2 separate regions of the Homo sapiens genome follow, and region 1 is linked to region 2. Evidence: read pairs that join two places in POLR2A ChIA-PET (ENCODE). Cell type or tissue: HepG2. All regions are shown on one strand. Each heading gives the region's core, and the rest is flanking DNA. Links, peaks and the distances in the headings are about the cores only. Region 1 overlaps ADGRF1 (adhesion G protein-coupled receptor F1). Region 2 has its middle 42 kb from the start of ADGRF1.

What was found. Peaks named below come from ENCODE experiments on the same cell type or tissue, not always from the same donor. Only the 100,000 strongest peaks of a DNase experiment are listed, where the experiment ranks them.
Region 1: POLR2A ChIA-PET joins it to region 2 with 5 read pairs; 2 of 35 experiments call an interaction of 5 or more read pairs at or near these places.

What each region holds. Positions count from the first base shown.
Region 1 is chr6:47,023,895-47,033,348 of GRCh38, forward strand. ADGRF1 (adhesion G protein-coupled receptor F1) reads right to left here. Exons shown (of 15, transcript NM_153840.4): 2 at 5,099-5,210; 3 at 3,810-3,867; 4 at 1,960-2,109; 5 at 150-323. The coding sequence starts at 5,167. Among named protein-coding and RNA genes, the nearest start is that of ADGRF1, 14 kb to the right of the region's middle. In HepG2, for the core only: no CTCF peak of the experiment used is centred there; no DNase peak of the experiment used is centred there; H3K27me3 peaks cover 3,588 bases.
Region 2 is chr6:47,079,501-47,088,954 of GRCh38, forward strand. No RefSeq gene overlaps it. Among named protein-coding and RNA genes, the nearest start is that of ADGRF1, 42 kb to the left of the region's middle. RefSeq lists a silencer at 5,299-5,499. In HepG2, for the core only: no CTCF peak of the experiment used is centred there; a DNase peak (open chromatin) is centred at 4,251.

The sequences.
Region 1 (9,454 bases), core at 3,002-7,001, 55 kb before region 2:
GTCCAGACAGGCCTAACATGATGTATCATCACTGTCCCTCAATCTCCCTGTAAACAAACATTGACTAGCTAGACAATGAGCAAGCGTCCCCTCTCTGTTGCATGTTGGGGTGGGAGAAGCCCCAGCCCAGAGCATTCTTAGTTGCTTACTTGTTCTCTCACAGAAATTGACACTCTGGCTGAGGTTGTTGAGATGACATTCACAGCTTGGGAGTGCTCCAGCCGTGTGAAGGTAGCAGTTCTGGGGATCAAGGCATGAGGGAGGAAACCAGGTGTAGCTGTCTTCACAGGTACACTGCAGGACTCCATTCAGGCTGTTGCAGTCTGCACAAGAAATAGAACTCAGTCTCATGGATTCTGGTTTATAAACTGACTACTGCTGAGCAGTGATTTTATTTTATATATGTTTATTTTTCAGATTAACTTCCTACATCTTCTATGAGTTTTGTTTTGTTTTGTTGCCTAGGCTAGAATACAGTGGCATGATCTCAGCTCACTGCAACCTCTGCCTCCTGGGTTCAGGTGAATCTTGTGCGTCAGCCACCTGAGTAGCTGGGATTACAGGCACGCACCATCACCCTGGCTAGTTTTTGTATTTTCAGTAGAGACAGTATTTTGCCATGTTGGCCAGGCTGGTCTTGAACTCCTGAGCTCAAGTGATCTGCCCGCCTTGGCCTCCCAAAGTGCTGGGATTACAGGCGTGAGCCACCGCGCCTGACCCTGAGTAGTGATTTGTGATCCTTAGCTCTCACATGGAATCTGGACCAAGGATTTGGTTGGTGCAAAAGTAATAGCAATTTTTGCCATTAAAAGTAAAATAATGGTTAATATTTCTCACCAAAAGCTAGAAGGATGAAACCAGGACAGCAATATAGTCAAGGTAAGAAAATGTCCAACTCAATAAATTCTGAGGTTGGTATCAGAAAGCTAACAAACATAAAGCTACAATGGCTGGGATTAGCATGCAAAAGAAGGATGTATACCCCATACATAGCCACTGCAATGGAAGAGAGAAGCAGAAGAGGACACTTGTAACAGGAGAGTTGTTTAAAGGATTCTAGAGCGTATTTGACCACCATCTCATTGGAGGCTCCTTTCTATCCACCTGCTACCACTCCCAAGTAGGCCTTATAAGCAAGATGACAAAGGCAGAGAAACATTTTTGGGGAAAGTCATGATGAAAAGTTTCTCTAGTAGCAATCCTATATGCCTGCCCCCTTCTATTACACCTGAAATTCCCACCGAAGTCGTCTTTTTTTTTCTTTCAGTAGATCAAGAACCAGGGCAAAGTCACCAGACACCTTTGTGAAAATACCCATGGTGTGCAGTGAATGGGTCTCAAGCTTTATTGCGACACAGAATCACCTGGAAGATCTCACCCTGGAGTTTCTGATCCTCTTAAGTCAAGACAAATGAAGAATTTGCATTTTTGCTAAGTTCCCTAATGCTGCTGCTGCTGGCCTGGGGACCATGCTTTAAGAATCACTGCTTTAGATCAATAATTTAACTTCTCTGAATCCCACCTTTGTGCTTATTAATGTTGTTTGCCAAATATTTCTTGCTGTCTTCCAGGTACACAGGATTGCATATCCTAGTCCCCTGAAGTTAAGTGGGGCCATGGAGCCAGTTCTAGCCAAAAAGTTGTTGGCAGAGTTACTGCGGTCACTTCTGAGTTAGAGAATTTAATTGCCCGTGGAAAACCCTCCAGTGTTTCATCTATTTTTTGCTCAGCATGGGTACATATGAGATAGGGTCTGATACATCACTGGGTACTGGTGGCAACAAATACAGCCCTCTGCCAATCTGCAATGGACATGTAGCATGAAGAAGATATAAAGCATTTATTCTTTTAAATCACAGAGATTGTAGGGATGATTGTTTCCACAGCATAACCCAACCTAGCCTGACTGATATACCCGCCTTCCCCATTTATACATCCAGTCACCGAGAGCCACCTTACCTGTGGTAGCCTTTGCTCTGATAATTCTAATTAGCCCATGTGACCATAATAATGGAGGCTTCAAGAGCTTCAGAAAATTTCTCAAATCTCTTTTCTCCTTGGAATCTCTATAGGTCACCTGAAGCAGCAGCTGATATTCTTCGACTGGGCCTAAAGAGAGAAAGAGAGTCAGAAACCTTTTTTTCTGTCCTTGGGGAAAATATTGCTGAGGAAGTGACTGAGAAACAATCATCAAATTTAGGTCAGGGACTCTACCATGCTGCTTGTTCCTGAGTTCCTCTCATCCAAACATGGACTAACAATGAACACTGAGGGTAAACACAAGCAAATGGTTCCCACACACGCCAAATATACGTCTGTCCTCTCACTTCTGCCAGGCCAGCTGCCCCAGTGCTGTCTGTCCCTCCCCAGAATCACTCTCCCAATGTTATACACTTCCTCAGGGCACACCCAGAGTCAAGCTTCAGGTGTCAAGACTGAAGGGGGAAGAGGTGAGGAAATCCAAGTCAACCTTCCCTCCCCCGCCCCCAGCTCTGATCTCCTTGAAGTATCTCCAGTATAAGACCCCTCAATCTCACACTTACAAAGAGCCCTTTCTTCTCCTGTGAAAATATTCCATTCGTTAGCTGCGTGTGGGTATTTATATGAAATCCAAAAGCAAAACAAACTAAATCTTCCCTTGAGGCTTGATGCACCCTCACCTCCAGCTCATCATTTCTGCACAGCACCTTTTCTTTCCCCACAGAGAAGCCATTAACTGATTTTGACAGGGAAAGGAGAGGAATCCTATGAGTCTTCTCCCATCCAAAATTCACTTAAGCCCATTCACATAAAACTTGACATGAAATTCCCAGGGGCTTCAAGGTCCCCCGAAGCTCACCTATGAAAGACCTGACATCTCACACCATTGCACCCCACTCCCATCTCTTAGTCTCCCCATCTCCTTACGGACTGGAGCCTCTTCCCCAGGCATTGGAAGTCCCCTCTGAGTGGTGGGACCTGAGACAAGACCCACTTCTCGTCCACGCAGGTGTGCAGTGGGGAACAGGGAAAAGGATGGCCCTGCTCACATCGTCAGGGGTTAATGGCACTGGTTCTGGAGCCAGATTGACTGGATTTGAATCCTGGTCCCTGCCCCTAGTTCTGTGCCTTAGTTTCACTATCTGTAAAATAAAGATGACCACTGTACCAGACTCAGAGGGTCAGTGTGAGGGTTTAATTCATCTAATGCACTTCAAATAGTCCTGCCACATAGTAACATCCCAACAATAGTTGCTATATTTTTATTGTTATTTTTACTGTCAGGGAAATTGTATTCATGTCATTCCAAGTTGAAATTTTGATTTCATTTTCCCAAAGAAGTATAGCCTTGCACAGTGATAGGTGCTATGGTACTATTAGCACATTGCTGTATGGCAGATTTATTGCATGGTATAAAAGCTATTGTAGACTGACCCGGGAACCTAACAACCACATGTGCATCACTGTTTCTGTGAGGAAATGTGTTCAGCACTAGAAACATCAGAACCACAAACTAAATTTCAGAACACAACTCATTTCTGGACTGGGGCTATGGCCATTAATTACATTGTTAGAATCAAGGCACAGAAGAAAAGGGCGTGTGTGAACAGCTACTTGCCAGGTCTGATGTAAGACACTGTGCTCTCATGATATTATTTAATCTTCACAAACGTCTTGCTCATAGGAATTACTGTCATTCTCCTTGTACATATTTGGATGTTTAATAATGTGCCTAGGATCATACAACCAGTCAGGGGCACCGCTGGGATTAGAAACCTGGTCCCTTGACACCAAAATCCACTGCACCATGCTGTCTAACAGAGCCTCACCTAGATGTTTTTTCTTATTCACAATGAGTTCTTTTTTTGTTTTGATGCCATCATTTTTCTGTTAAAAAGAAAAAAAATAGTTACGGTGAGACTTTGAAGAGTTGTGCTTCATAAGGCCTTGCTGAGTTTCCCAGATGAATTAAAATCATGAATCTAAAATCCAAGCCAGGGATGGTGGAGAGGCGGCCAGGGAAGGCCTCACTGGAGCAACTTTTAAGCAAACACCTGAAGAGTAAGAATATGCCTGGCAGGTAAAGGCAGAATGAGGACACCAGAGCCGCTGAGAGAGGAGAGTGAGAGGAGAGGCACAGGAGGTGGGGTCAGAGGGTCTCTGGGGAGGCAGGTTGTGCAGACCTTTATAGGCCATGGAAAGGGTTTTACCTTTTCCTTGAGCGAGATGAGAAACTGCTGGGTAGCTTTGAACAGGGGAAAAACATGCTGTAACTTACTTTGTAGCAGGCTCAATCCTGAAGCCCCATTGAGAACAGAGAAGCACAGAAGCAATGCGTGCATTTCTGGGGTTGTTGAAATCATGCAGGCAAGAGACAATGAAGGTGTGGATCAAGGTAGCAGCCACGGAAGTAGTGAGAAATTTTTGAATTCTGGATATATTTTAAAGGTAAAGCTTTAAAAGTAATGCCAGTGGTTTAGATATGGAATGTGAGAAGAGTCAAGCATGATTCTTAAGGTTTTTTTGCCTAAGTAGCTGGAAAGATAGTGATACCACTTGCTGAGATAGGCAAGAAGGATTGGGTTCGATTTTGAACAAATGAAGTTCCGAGGTCCGCTGGATTCCCAGCTGGAAATAACACGTAGGTAATGGATATGTGAGTGTGGACAGGGGAGAGGTCTGAGATGGAGCTATACAGCTGGGAGTCATCAGCATGTAGAGAATATTAAAACCATGATCCTAGATGAAAGCATCACTCAAGCGAGTGTAGACAGGAAAGACAGTGTCTAAGGATTGCTAATGTCCATCCATGTGATTTTTCTGCATCCGAGAAGCCATAGTACAGCATGTGTTGAACTGGAAAAGATCTCTAAGATAGTTTAATCAAAGATCCTCCTTTTGCAGTTTGATCATCTAAGCTCCGAAGAGATGAAATGACTTACTTATCCAAGGCCACACAGTGAATGTTGGTAATGTTGAAACGAGAACTCAGGACTTCTGATCTCAAGTACATTAAATTATGCAGTTGCAGTCCCCTAGAGAGTGAGGGGTTCTAAAAGTGCCGGAACGAGAGAGGAGAGTTAGTTGAGAAGAGATATGAGACATAGCACCAACTCACCCCCAGGAAGCCACCGTGGCCGTCAGTGAAGGTGAAGAAAGAAATGAGCCACAGCACTCCAACTTTCATTTTCCCTGGACTGAACAGCAGCAGTCGGGTGCATAGTCTGTGACTAAACAAGCAGGGTACCAGGTAAGGTAGAGGCACAAAAACAAGAAATTCAAGCCAAAATGTAAAAATGCACAAAGTGGTAAGGCCTCACTGAGCTGATCCGAACCCCTGGGTGTTTATGTTTCCACTCCACGGAACCTGTGACATCATGACTTCTGCTCCCATTGCAGATGTAGTAAATTTCCATCATTACAAACTTACTAGAAAACTGCTCTAGAGCTCTCTTCCAAGTGATGGTATCTGACTAAACACAGGTTTTTTTTTTTTAATCGTGACTTGCTTAACATTGCAATTAGGTGCATTTAACATCAGTCTTTTATATTTCACTGAGGTTTCCTTTTCATTTCAGGAAAGAAAAACATTAAAATAACCAAAGACTCTGTAAACCATTAATACCAGGATATAATTTGAGTGTTTAAGCATATAAATAATAATGAATCAATCCAGAAAATTTCCTTTTTCATAGTAGATATAATTAGCAAAAAGATGTCCTCGAGTTTATGGTTATCTCAAATAATTTAGATAAAACTCAGTACATAGACCTGGTCACAAGATTAATCACTTATACCCAGGTTATTTTGCATCAAAAAAATCACAAAATGTTAGAATTGTTCTGTCTAATACAGTAGCCATTAGCCATGTGTGGCTATCTAAATTTCAATTACAGTTAAAATTAAATTAAATTTAAAATTCAGTTGCTCAGTCACATTGACCACATTTCCAGTGCTCAGGGGCCACATGTGGCCAGGGGCTACCATATTGGGTAGCTCAACACAGAACGGTTACATCATTGCTAAGTTTTACTCCACAGCATTGATAGAACTTAAAGGAATACCTTCTTCTGGCCTCTCAATGTTTCTTTTACATCTCACAGGAGAAGATGAGAAAGTTTGATTCCCAAACTCAAGAGTCCTCCAGTGGAATAAGTGTCCTTGCTTAGCAGTCCAGAGTACACAGAGTAGGGCTCTCCATCCAGCCCTTACCTTGCTTCCTGGGTGTGCTTAAACTTCATACAAACCCTGCTATTTCTCCAGTGCCACCCCACACTGCCCTCTAATCTAAAAAGCCGAGAAAAGGCATTAGAGACAGGGAAGAACTACCATAGAGGTGGCCTATGTCTCAGCAGAGACCTTTTCTAGGGCTTTCTAGGGGAGCATGAAAAATAGGCAACGTGACATGTACAGCTTTTGAATTTACCTTTTCCTTTCGGATGAATGGTCCTCTTATGCCCCACCTTCCTGTTTGCCAAAGACTCCTTGAAAATCTATTGCTTTAAAATTCTTTGGCAGCAGCCTGGGCTCTAGATTATTCTTCAGGGTCTTGTTTCCCCACAGCTTATCTGCTGTGAGTTCTATTCCTTCCCGCCTGCGCTTTCTGCTTTCTAAAAGTGATGAATATTTTTCTCTCGAGCAGTGTTTTACAAACTTTCTTGACAGGATCCCATAGAAAGAAAGATATGTGATAACATGAATATGTGTGTGTGTGTGTGTGTGTGTGTGTGTGTGTGTGTGTGTGTACCTTGGATATTTTCTACTTGTTTTTATTTCATTTTATTAGTAAATTGCTATATTCTACTAAACTGATTTTGCAATACCCTCATGAAGCACAGTCACATTGCAGAGTGGGGGTTGTGCCCCTTCCAGCCCCTTTTCCACTTTTTCTTCACTCTTTTTTTTTGAGATGGAGTTTCTCTCTGTTGCCCAGGCTGGAGTGCAGTGGCATGATCTCGGCTCACTGCAACCTTCACCTTCCGGGTTCAAGCGATTCTCCTGCCTCAGCCTCATGAGTAGCTGGCATTACAGGCGTGCATCACAACGCCTGGCTAATTTTTGTATTTTTAGTCGAGATGGGATGTCACCATGTTGGTCAGGCTGGTCTCAAACTCCAGACCTCAAGTGATCCGCCTGCTTCGGACTCCCAAAATACTGGGATTACAGGCATAAGCCACCATGCCCGGCCACTTTTTCTTCACCTCTAGGGAAGGATTTTTTAATTTGAATTCCCAGGAACTATTTAGACCACAGTTTATAGTGCTGGAGCTTTCAAATGGGATAACAGTTTTGGTGCCTGCAGAGTGATCCGTTCTGCCTCTTTGTGCCAGTCTGTTTCCAAATGGGAGACCTGGCCTGCATACTGCTCTCTGCTCACTCTGTGTCTCTCTCTCTCTTCTCTCTCTCTCTCTCTCTCTCTGTCTGACTCTCTCTGTCTCTCTGTCTCTCTCTCTCTCTTCTCTCTCTCTCTCTCTCTGTCTCTCTCTCTCTCTCTCTCTCTCTCTCTCTCTCTCCTTGAAAAATCTTCCTCATACATGTACTCCAGGCCTGAGGCTGTAAAGGCAGCTTGAGAAAGCCTGAGGACAGCTCTGGGCATTGTGGGAAAGCCTTCTCTCATAGACTCCACCTCTTTATTCCCTCTTCTCCCACCCTAGAGATATATTCTGGCATCCTTGGACTTGCTACAGATGGTAAACTGTAACTTAGCATCAGAATTTCAGACAAGTGAGGAAGGGAGGGAAGAGAAGGAAAGGAGAAAACATTTAGGAGCTCATTAGAAAATGTGGGTGTCCCCGTCTCACCCTAAACCTACTAAATCTTGGACAGGTCAGGCCCAGCTATGTATATTATAATTATAATTATTATTATCGAGACATGTTCTTGCTCTGTCACCCAGGCTGGAGGTGCAGTGGTGTAGTCATGGCTCACTGCAGCCTTGACCTCCTGGTTACAAGTGATCCTCCCACCTCAGCCTGCCGAGTAGCTGAGACTACAGGCTAATTCTTTTAATTTTTTTTGTAGAGACAAGGTTTCACTATATTGTCCAAGCTGGTCTTAAACTCCTGGGCTTAAGCAATTCTCCCACCTCAGCTTCCAAAGTGGGACTACAGGCATCAGCCACCATGCCAGGGCAGCCCATGTGTATTATTAAAGCTACACAAGCAATGCTCACATCCAGGCAGGTTTGAGAGCTGTTATTCTAGACTGTTTTAAGTATAGGAAAAACGATTTCTCCAGGGGAAAGCGGCTGAGGGAGAGGTTGTGGCACCTGTGGCCTCCACTCCGCCCCCTCCTCCTTAAAAAAATAAAAATAAAATAAAAAAATAAAGATTTCTCCACCTAGCCTGGTCGTGTGATAGGAGTTCTACTCTGGGATTTGAAACCAAAGCTCAAGCGAATCAAACTTTTTTTCTTTGCTTCCTTGGTGCATATAGCTCCCTCTGGGATACCGTTGGAAGATTTAGGAAGTAAAAATACAAGGTACCCTCAAAATTTTGAATTTCAAATAAACAATATTTTTTTAGTTAAGTATGCCTTGTGCAATATTTGCAACATTATTTGTTGTCTAAAATTATTTGTGTCTTATCTGAAATTCAAATTTAACTGGACATCCTATATTTGACAACTAGTCAAAGGTGGGAAAAAATGAAATCTCAAGGCACATGGTCAAAATGGGCTCTGTAGCTGTACTAGCCAGGGTCCTGTTCCCAGCTTTGACATTTATCAACTGGATGCCCTTTGGAATTGTCTCAGATTTTCTATACTTTGGTTTAGTCATCAAGAATACAAGGAAAATAGTATTTAATTCACAGGTTCTTAGGAGAATTGAATGAGTACTTTGCAAGTAAGGTACCCAGAGTGGTGCCTAGTATTTCAACCTTACCATCAGTTTTTATAGTTACTTGCTGGATTGTGTCAGAATTTGACTTCTCTGAGTGCACTTGGGTTAACTGATGGCCATCACTCTGGAAATGGAGGGATCCCAGCTTTGAAGCAATAAAGTACATTTTTACAGTAATTGAATTATCTGACTCAAAGGAAGGTCCACAGCAGCAAGGATGTCAGGGATTGCTTTGCGTGTGTGCAGGGTCATCATAAATCCCTCTGAACTTCGCCTTTAGTAAACATAAACCCCATGGTATTTTCATCGCTTCCCTTCCAAGCCGGAATGGTCCTGATTATTTAGAAATTCTCAGAATCCTTGTGTCCTTGCCACAGATGAGGAGCTGTTGTTGTCATTAGAGCATGACATGTTTCCATCACACCTTGTGCTGTGGCTGCTGGGGCCAGTGATGCCTGAGCTGCAGCTGTGTGGGCACCAGCTTCCGTGGGAAGGCTTGGCCATGGTGGGACGCCCCCTCCGCACTTCCTTGAATTCATTCAGTGAATTCATTCCCTGTCCTTCAGTTTACAGGGAACAATCATTAGAACGTGCTATTATGCCTCTGGAGAGGGCTGGCTGTTGTCTCCCTAT
Region 2 (9,454 bases), core at 2,357-6,356:
GTAATTCTCTGAAGGAAGAAGGAGCAGCTGTAAACTGTTAGCAGCCCACACTCTTATCTGGTGAAGGATGGATACACTGGCTCAGTAAAAGGGACCTAGGTGCTGGGTAAAAAACCACCCCAAACTTAGTCACGGAAAACAACAGCAATCATTCATTTCCCTTACGAATCTACAATGTGAGCAAAGCTTGGCTGGACAACTTGTCACTATATTACATGGTATCAGCTGGTGTAGCTTGAACACTCGGGGGTGACGATGACTGCTGAGGACTGAAGTCATCTGAAGGCTCACGATGGTGTTGGCTTTAGGCTAGAACACCTATACGTGGTTTCTCCACAAGGTGGCCTCTCCTCCTCATGGCTCTGGATTCCAAGAAGGAGCATTTCGAGAGAACAAGGGGAACGCACTTGGTATTTTTATGACCTATCCTTGAAAGTCACAGTGTCACTTCTGCCTTACTGTATTGGTCCAGGCACCCATAAAGGACCAGCCAGATTCAAAGAGAAGTGCTATGGACTGAATGTCTGTGTCCCCCCAGAATTCATATGTTGAAGTTCTAGTCCCTAGTGGGATGGGATTTGGAGGTAGGAGCCTTGGGAGATGATTAGATTTAGATAAGGTCATGAGGGCGAAGTACCCATGATGGGATTGGTGCTCTTATAAGAGAAAGAAAACTGAGCCCTCTGTCTCTCCACCACTTGAGGACACCGTTAGAAGATGGCTGTCTGCGAGCCAGGGAGAGGGCCTCCACCAGAAGCCAGCCATGCCGGCATCCTGATCTTGGACTTCCCAGTCTCAGGAACTGTGAAAAATAGACGTCTGCTATTTAAGCCACACAGTCTATAGCATTTTGTTACAGCAGCCTGAACTAAGATAGGAGGTGTGTTAGTCTGTTAGGGTTACTGTAACCTAATACCACAGACCAGGTGGCTTAAACAATAGAAACTATATTTTCTCACAATTCTGGAGCTGAAAGTCCAAGATTGGGGTGTTGGTAGGGTTGGTTTCTCTGGGGGAACTCTCCTTGGCTTGCAGATGGCCACCTTTTTACTGTGTTCTCACATCATCATCTCTCTGTGTGTATACATGTCTAGTGTTTCTCTGTGTCTCCAAATTTCCTTTTCTTATAAAAACACTAGTCCTTATCTGGGTACAGTATCTCATGCCTGTAATCCCAGCATTTTGGGAGGCCAAGACAGGAGAATTGTTTGAGGCAGGAGCTAGAGACATAGCTAGCAACATAGCAAGACCCCATCTCTACAAAAAATTTTTTAAAAAATAAGCCAGGTCAGGCGTGACAGCATGTATTCCTAGCTACCCTGGAGGCTGAGGCAGAAGGATCACTTGAACACGAGGTTGAGGCTGCAGTGAGCTATGGTCATACCACTGCACTCCAGCGTGCAGACTGAGAGTGAGATTCAGTCTCTTAAAAAAAAAAAAAAAAAAGACACTAGTCCTTATAGATAAGAGCCCACCCTAAAGACTCATTTTAATTTAATCACCTCTTTAAAAACCTTAATTCCAAATAAGTTTGTATTCTGAGGTACTAGGTGTTAGGATTTCAACACACAAATATTTGTGGGGGGCACAATTCAGCCCATGACAGACAGCAGGAAACACAGACTTCACCACTCAGTGGCAGGAGGGCCAACATCACATTGTAGGAAGAACATGTGGGATAAGATATATTGTGGGGACCTTTGGAAAATACAAACGATCTCAGGCACCAACATTTACTTCAGTGCCTTAGCTTTTCGTCTTTCATCTTTGATTAGAACAAACCTCAATAAAAGTAAAATGTTTTGCAAAGAAACATTGACTCAGTTCTCTATAGTTGTCACTTTCCAACCAGTTTGCTGTCTTCCTACACAGAAATTCTGAAGCCACTACTCTCTTCTGGGTAATGGAACTATGAGTGCTGTGTTATTTTTAATAATAGTATATTCTTATAGATAGATTGTATGTTACATAAAGTGCATATATTTGTAAAAAAAAAAAGTTATAAAAATAATGCATTGATGAAATGTGGCATTGGTAAAGTACTACTTAAACTCCCAACCAGAATCTAAATTGTAGCAAATTGAGACTGCCGTATTCACTGTGTTTCAGAAATAAAGTCCCCCTCATATTGGAAGATTGTTATCTTTAAAAAAAAATTTTATTGTTCTTTATCGGATTAGAACTTAATGCAGGTTTGGCAATCACTGTTGATTGGCTATACAATGTTCTCTATCTTTCCTAACACACTTTTTATGTTTTATTACAACATTTTTAAATTAAGAATACATTTTTAGAATTAAAAATTAACAAATCATAAAATTATACACAGTGAACAATCTTCTTTCCACCTTTGTCATTTGCTCAGTTTCCAATACTCTTTTTATTTTTTTTTTGAGATGGAGTCTCGCTCTATCACCCAGGCTGGAGTGCAATGGTGCAATCTAGGCTCACTGCAACCTCCACCTCCCGGGTTCAAGTGATTCTGTCACCTCAGCCTCCTGACTAGCTGGGATTACAGGCACCTGCCATCATGCCCAGCTAATTTTTTTGTATTTTTGTAGAGATTGGGTTTCACCATGTTGGCCAGGCTGGTCTCGAACTCCTACCTCAGGTGATCCGCCTGCCTCAGCCTCCCAAAGTCCTGGGATTACAGGCATGAGCCACTGTGCCCAGCCAGTTTCCAATACTCTTCTTAGTGTATCTTTCCAGAATTTTATTGCATTTCAAGAAAATGTTGTCCTCCTTTTTCACAAAATGTAGCTCATTTTACACATTCTTCTATACACTTTGCCTTTGTTGCTTTATATTTTAGAGATCTTTCCATATAAGTTCATAGATATGCATACATCTGTGACACATGTAAGCATAGCAGATTACCCTCCATAGAACTGGCCCAACAGAATGTATTGTCACTTTTGTATTTTTGCAAATCTGATTGGTGAAAAATGGTATCTTTGTGTAATTTAAATTTATATTTATCTTACTCTGAGTGATCATGAGCATTATTTTATACATTTAAGAGTTATTTGAATTTCCTATTTTATGAACTGTCTATTTTTTTAACTCATTTTTTATATTGGCTTACTGGTCTTGTAAAAATTTTAGTTCTACTATCCTTTTTTATATAGAGAAATTCGCCCTTTGTCAGAAATATGAGCTCTGGCTGGGCGCTGTGGCTCATCTCTGTAATCCTAGCACTTTGGGAGACCAAGGTGGGTGGATCACCTGAGGCCGGGAATTCAAGACCAGCCTGACCAACACGGAGAAACCCTGTCTCTACTAAAAATACAAAATTAGCCAGGCTTGGTGGCACATGCCTGTAATCCCAGCTACTTGGGAGGCTGAGGTAGGAGAATCACTTGAACCCAGGAGGCAGAGGTTGCGGTGAGCTGAGACCATGCCATTGCACTACAGCCTGGGCAACAAGAGTGAAATTCCGTCTCAAAAAAAAAAAAAAAAAGAAAAGAAAGAAAGAAAAAAGAAATAAGAGCTCCATTCTACTTCTAAACTTCAATTTTGTTAGGTATTAGACTAGTTAAAACATCCTGATGCACATGCTTACTATGAAAACCTTAGAAAACGGAAAAAGAAAAATAATCAGCATAATCCCATAAAACAGATCCAATTGTTGACCTAAGCAACCTTTTCTTGACCTATTTCTCTAAAGAGATGAGAGTTACAGAAAAAGGAAAGGAGGGAAACATTTACTGAGCATTTACTATATGAATTTTATTCACATAATCCCATTTATAATCCTTAGAACAGTTCTATCAGATAACTTATTTCCATTGCATAGCTAAGAAACTTGAAGTTCGGATAGGTTTAAAAAACTGGATCAATATCACACAGCTAGTATTCTGAAGAAATCTAGTTCTTAAGAACTGGAACTGGAGTTCCAACTGGGAACAGCCAGACCCTAAAATTCCTGTTTGTCCCATAGTTCTTGTTGCATTCCCAGCCCCTGTGTTTTAAGAGTAGGCTGTTACATGTTTGAAGATCCATAACAATTGAATAACAGAGTCTTTACACTAGTAAAAAAGCTCTGCTGTTAAAACCAAAACCAAACCAAAATCATAACCCAGCTGATAACAACCCTAGTGAAGAAGAAGAGAACTTCGTTGTTGTTTTGAATACCACTAGAATTCATTTACTCCTAGTCCTGGAACATTTCACAAGTCAGGAACTGTCACATTCATCAGGAAGTAGAGCCCAGCTGGCTGTGGCTGGCTCTTGGCCATGTGCAGACAACCCCTGGTCATTTGTCAATGTTCCCCAGGAGTGCCTGCTTCATGTTAAAATCCTGGCAGTGTGCCTCACTCCACTGTATAATTGCACTGGCCGCAGTAAGGCTGACTAAATCCTAACGATGCTTCTGCTAACTCCATGGGCCCTGCAGGCTGGAAGTGTCCAGAAACAGAACAGGGCACACCCAAAAGTGCAGTCCAAAGACTGGAGGCTCCTCTGGTTTTTTGACATGGGTAAACATTTCACTGTCAAATTGTCAACATGCAGTACTGGCAGAGCTTTCTTCTGAGCTAGAATAGAATCTTGAAACTGGAATGGACATCAATCATTCCCTAATACCGTGTTTACAAACTGTCCTCTGAGGACCCCTGAGATGGTGGAGGTTTCCATAAGAGACCACGTTGGGGGCATCCAGGAAAACTAAACAGGTGAGGGTCTTCATTTTACGCCCTGTTCTAGTCCATTCAGCTGCTATAACAAAATACCGTAAACTAAGTAGCGTATAAACAGAAATTTATTTCCCACAGTTCTGGAAACTGAGAAGTCCAAGATCAAGGCAAATTCTGTGTCTGGTAAGGGTGCTTTCTGGCTCACAGCATCTTCTTGCTGTGACCTCACATCAGGAAGAGGCAAGGGATCTTTCTTGGACTTCTTTTGTAAGGCACTAATGCCATTTATGAGGGTTCACCTCATGATCAAATCGCCACCAAATCCCGCCCACTGCTAATACTCGTCACATTGTGGATTAGGATTCAACACATGAATTTGGGGGAAACATGAGCATTCAGATCATAGCACACCTCAAGCTCAACCAGATCAGCACTACTTCTATCTATGGCTTCCACATAAGATTTATTTGGAAATGGCTCCCAGATAAAACAAGCATGAGAACCACTTCATTTTACTGGTGTAGAAACGGAGGCTCAGAAAGGGTGTGATATGGCCAGGTCACATGGGAAGTTAGGGGCAGGCCTAGGACTAGTAGCTGACTCCTCAGCCAAAGCTCTCTCCACTCTGTGGGCTCTGTTACAGTACTGAGTCCTCCAGTTTGCTGTGTTTCTTGCCCTTCTTCTTAGGAATCTGCAGCCAGCTATTCCTCAAGCCCTCAGCTGTGGATCAAATCACTCTGAATTCTCAAAAGCTCCTATATGATGCCAAGTTCTCAGTAAAACTGTTCTTGGCTTTTCCCAAGTCTTCCCCAATCACAGCACATCCTGCTCAGCCCCGCATCATGCTGAGCCTTATTGGAGCCTAAGGCAAAGGAAAAATACGTGGCCCTATAAGCACTTATCAAGATATCCTCCTACACTTTAAATCAAGTAAAAGCATTAATAAAACCTCTGCCATTAAAACCAAAACCAAAAATCTTGTCTATACACAAAGCATCTCATCATTACCAACCCTCCTCATATGCCCACACAGGAGGATGCAAGAGCAACGCAGATCCAGGAACCAAGTGCTGATGGGAAACAGCCTTCCCTGTCGCACAATAACCCAATGTCATAAGACAAACAAACAGCAACACCTTGTCTTTATGTAAAATTTTGGTATTTTGTTAATCACAGCTTTTTACAGGAATTTTGTAGTTTTTTTTTCCAGTATTACATTAAAATGTTTATTTTGATTGCTGTGTTTTTTTGGTGCTCCCTTAAATTTTACTCCTGTCTCCCCTGACCCTAATCCCTATGCTGCAGTCGGGCAGCTCCTCCCCACCACAGGGATTTCCAGACCCTTGTCTAGTCATTTATAGAACCCAAAGACACAATAGCCCATGAGTCAGCCAATATTTTGTCCCCCTTAAAAATTCTGGATCTGGCCAGGTGTGGTGGCTCACACCTGTAATCCCAGCCCTTTGGAAGGCTGAGGTAGGTGGATCACCTGAGGTCAGGAGTTCAAGACCAGCCTGACCAACATGGTGAAACCCTGTCTCTACTAAATATAAAATATTAGCCAGGCGTGGTGGTGCATGCCTGTAATCCCAGCTACTTGGGAGGCTGAGACGGGAGGATAGCTTGAACCCAGGAGGTGGAGGTTGCAGTGAGCCGAGATTGCACCATTTCACTCCAGCCTGGGCAACAAGAGCGAAACTGAGTCTCAAAAAAAAAAAAAAAAATTCTGGATCCACCTCATTATTTTCTTATTTATCTCAGCCCTCTTTTCCCCCACCCAGTTTCAAATAAGAAGTTCTTTCTCAAATTCTAATCCACTTTGGAAGGCAATGTGTTCTCTGTAGGTATTGAACCAGAACAAGGTAAGACCTTTTGGACTAAGTCAGACATGTAGATTCCAGAAAACCATGTGAAGGAGTTGCTGAGGTTTGGAGTTCTCAGTTTAATTTGTATTCCTAAAACTTCTTCAGTCCTTGCAATTCCTCATTTACACAAAAAATAATGTGGGATTTGGGGCTGGCCCAGTATGGACTTCTCAGGCACCTTCATGCCTCCACAGCTGTTGATTTTGAAATAGCCCATGCTGACTTGGAAACCGTATCTCAAGGGAGTATGTGAATAATCTGAGGGATTAATGGCAGACAGGTTAAGCAACTTCCCCTGCTTTGTGGCATGGCAATACAGGTGCAAAGACACCAGGTTGAAAGAGGGACAATAATGTTGTTTTGCTCTTTTCCTTCCTTCTACAATATCTTGGAAGTGTAGTCAGCAACCTTCTTACCCACTTGTTTACCCAAATTAGTCCAAAATACTGGTAGTGGCTGGTTGTGGCTGGAACCTCTCTCAGCCTTACCTTCTCTAAGTCCAGGGACAACCAGCTGCAGGAAGCGGGCTTCAAAGGAGAGAGCCAGGAGTTTCTTACACATTTCCGAGCCTTGAACTTCAGTGGCCCTGCCCTTTTATGTTTACATGCCCCTAGTCTTGCTCATATCCCTAAATCTGGGATGTCCCATTTGAATTCTATTGCTTTCCTTCTTGTTCTCATTAAGGCTGGAGGGGTCATTTCTCTAGGGAGCCTTTTTAGATGCTCACATCCGGATTTTGCTAATCCTTTCATTCTGTGATTATAAGCTGAGGCTTCTATTGAGTGGGCCTGAAAATCTGCAGTAGAAGCATATCTGGAAGGCCGTAATCAAGTAAAGTTAAGTTGATATTCCATTTTAATTTCTTTGTTGACTTTTTAGCCATATCTACTTGCATGTTATTTTTAGTGTTTGCTCTAGGAACTATAATATACATTCTTAACTTTTAACAACCAACGTAGAGTTAATATAATACAACTTCATGTCAAATATAACAAATTTGCATCATTTGTGCAATAGTTCTAATAGGTATTACATCTACATATATTATAAGCTTCATATTACAGTGTTGTAATTTGGGGGTATTTTTTTTTAGATGGAGTCTCGCTCTGTTGCCCAGGCTAAAGTGCAGTGGTGCAATCTCTGCTCACCACAACCTCCATCTCCTGAGTTCAAGCGGTTCTCCTGCCTCAGCCTCCCCAGTAGCTGGGACTACAGGCACATGCCACCATGCCTGGCTATGTGCCTCTTTTTAGTAGAGATGGGGTTTCGCTATGTTAGCCAGGCTGGCCTCAAACTCCTGACATCGTGATCCACCTGCCTTGGCCTCCCAAAGTGCTGAGATTATAGGTGTGAGCCACCGTGCCTGGACAATTTTGGGGTCTTTTTAATGCACAGAGGACATCTTTCTGTTTCTTCATACAACAATTAATTTGAGATTATATCCCAGGCATTGCAAAAAAATACGCTGTAGAAACTTTGACTTCTGTTATGTTCCTCTGAAACGTATTGATTTCATGCAGCCATAAAAAAGAATGAGTTCATGTCCTTTGCAGGGACATGGATAAAGCTGGAAGCCATCATTCTCACCAAACTAACACAGGAACAGAAAACCAAACACCGCATGTTCTCACTCATAAGTGGGAGTTGAACAATGAGAACACATGGACACAGGGAGGGGAACATCATACACCGGGGCCTGTCAGAGGATGGGGAGCAAGGGGAGGGAGAGCATTAAGAAAATTACCTAATGTATGTGAGGCTTAAAACCTAGATGATGGGTTGATAGGTGCAGCAAACCACCATGGCACATGTATACCTATGTAACAAACCTACATGTTCTGTACATGTATCCCAGAACTTAAGGTAAAATAAAAAAAAAAAATTCTGCACATGTCCCCTAAACCTGAAATAAAAGGCTTTAAAAAGAAAAAAAAAGATATTGATTTCACAAGACAAGGATGCCTTCTCTCACCACTCCTATTCAACATAGTATTCGAAGTTCTGGCCAGGGCAATCAGGCAAAAGAAAACAATAAAGGGTACTCAAATAGGAAGACAGGAAGTTAAATTGTCTCTGTTTGCAGATGACATGATTGTATATTTAGAAAACCCCATCCTCTCTGCCTAAAATCTCCTTAAGCTGATAAGCAACTTCAGCAAAGTCTCAGGATACAAAGTCAATGTGCAAAAATCATTCCTATACACCAATAGCAGACAAACAGAGAGGCAAATGGTGAGTGAACGCCTACTCACAATTGCTACTAAGAGAATAAAATACCTAGGAATACACCTTACAAGGGATGTGAAGGACCTCTTCAAGGAGAACTACAAACCACTGCCCAAGGAAATAAGAGAGGACACAAACAAATGGAAAAACATTCCATGATTATGGATAGGAAGAATCAGTATTGTGAAAACGGCCTTAGTGCCCAAAGTAATTTATAGATTCAATGCTATCCCCATCAAGCTACCACTGACTTCCTTCACAGAATTGGAAAAAACTACTTTAAACTTCATATAGAACCAAAAAAGAGCCCACATAGCCAAGACAATCCTGGGCAAGAAGAACAAAGCTGGAGGCATCATGCTACCTGACTTCAAACTGTACTACAAGGCTACAGTAGCCAAAACAGCATGGTACTGGTACCAAAACACATATATGGACCAATGGAACAGAACGAAGGCCTCAGAAATAACACCACATATCTACCACCATCTGATCTTTGACAAACCTGACACACACAAGCAATGGGGAAAAGATTCCCTATTTAATAAATGGTGTTGGGAAAAGTGGCTAGCCATATTCAGAAAACAAACTGGACTCCTTCCTTACACCTTATACAAAAATCAATGCAAAATGGATCAAAGACTTAAACATAAGACCTAGGACCATAAAAATCCTAGAAGAAAACCTGGGCAATAGCATTCAGGACATAGGCATGGGCAAAGACTTCAT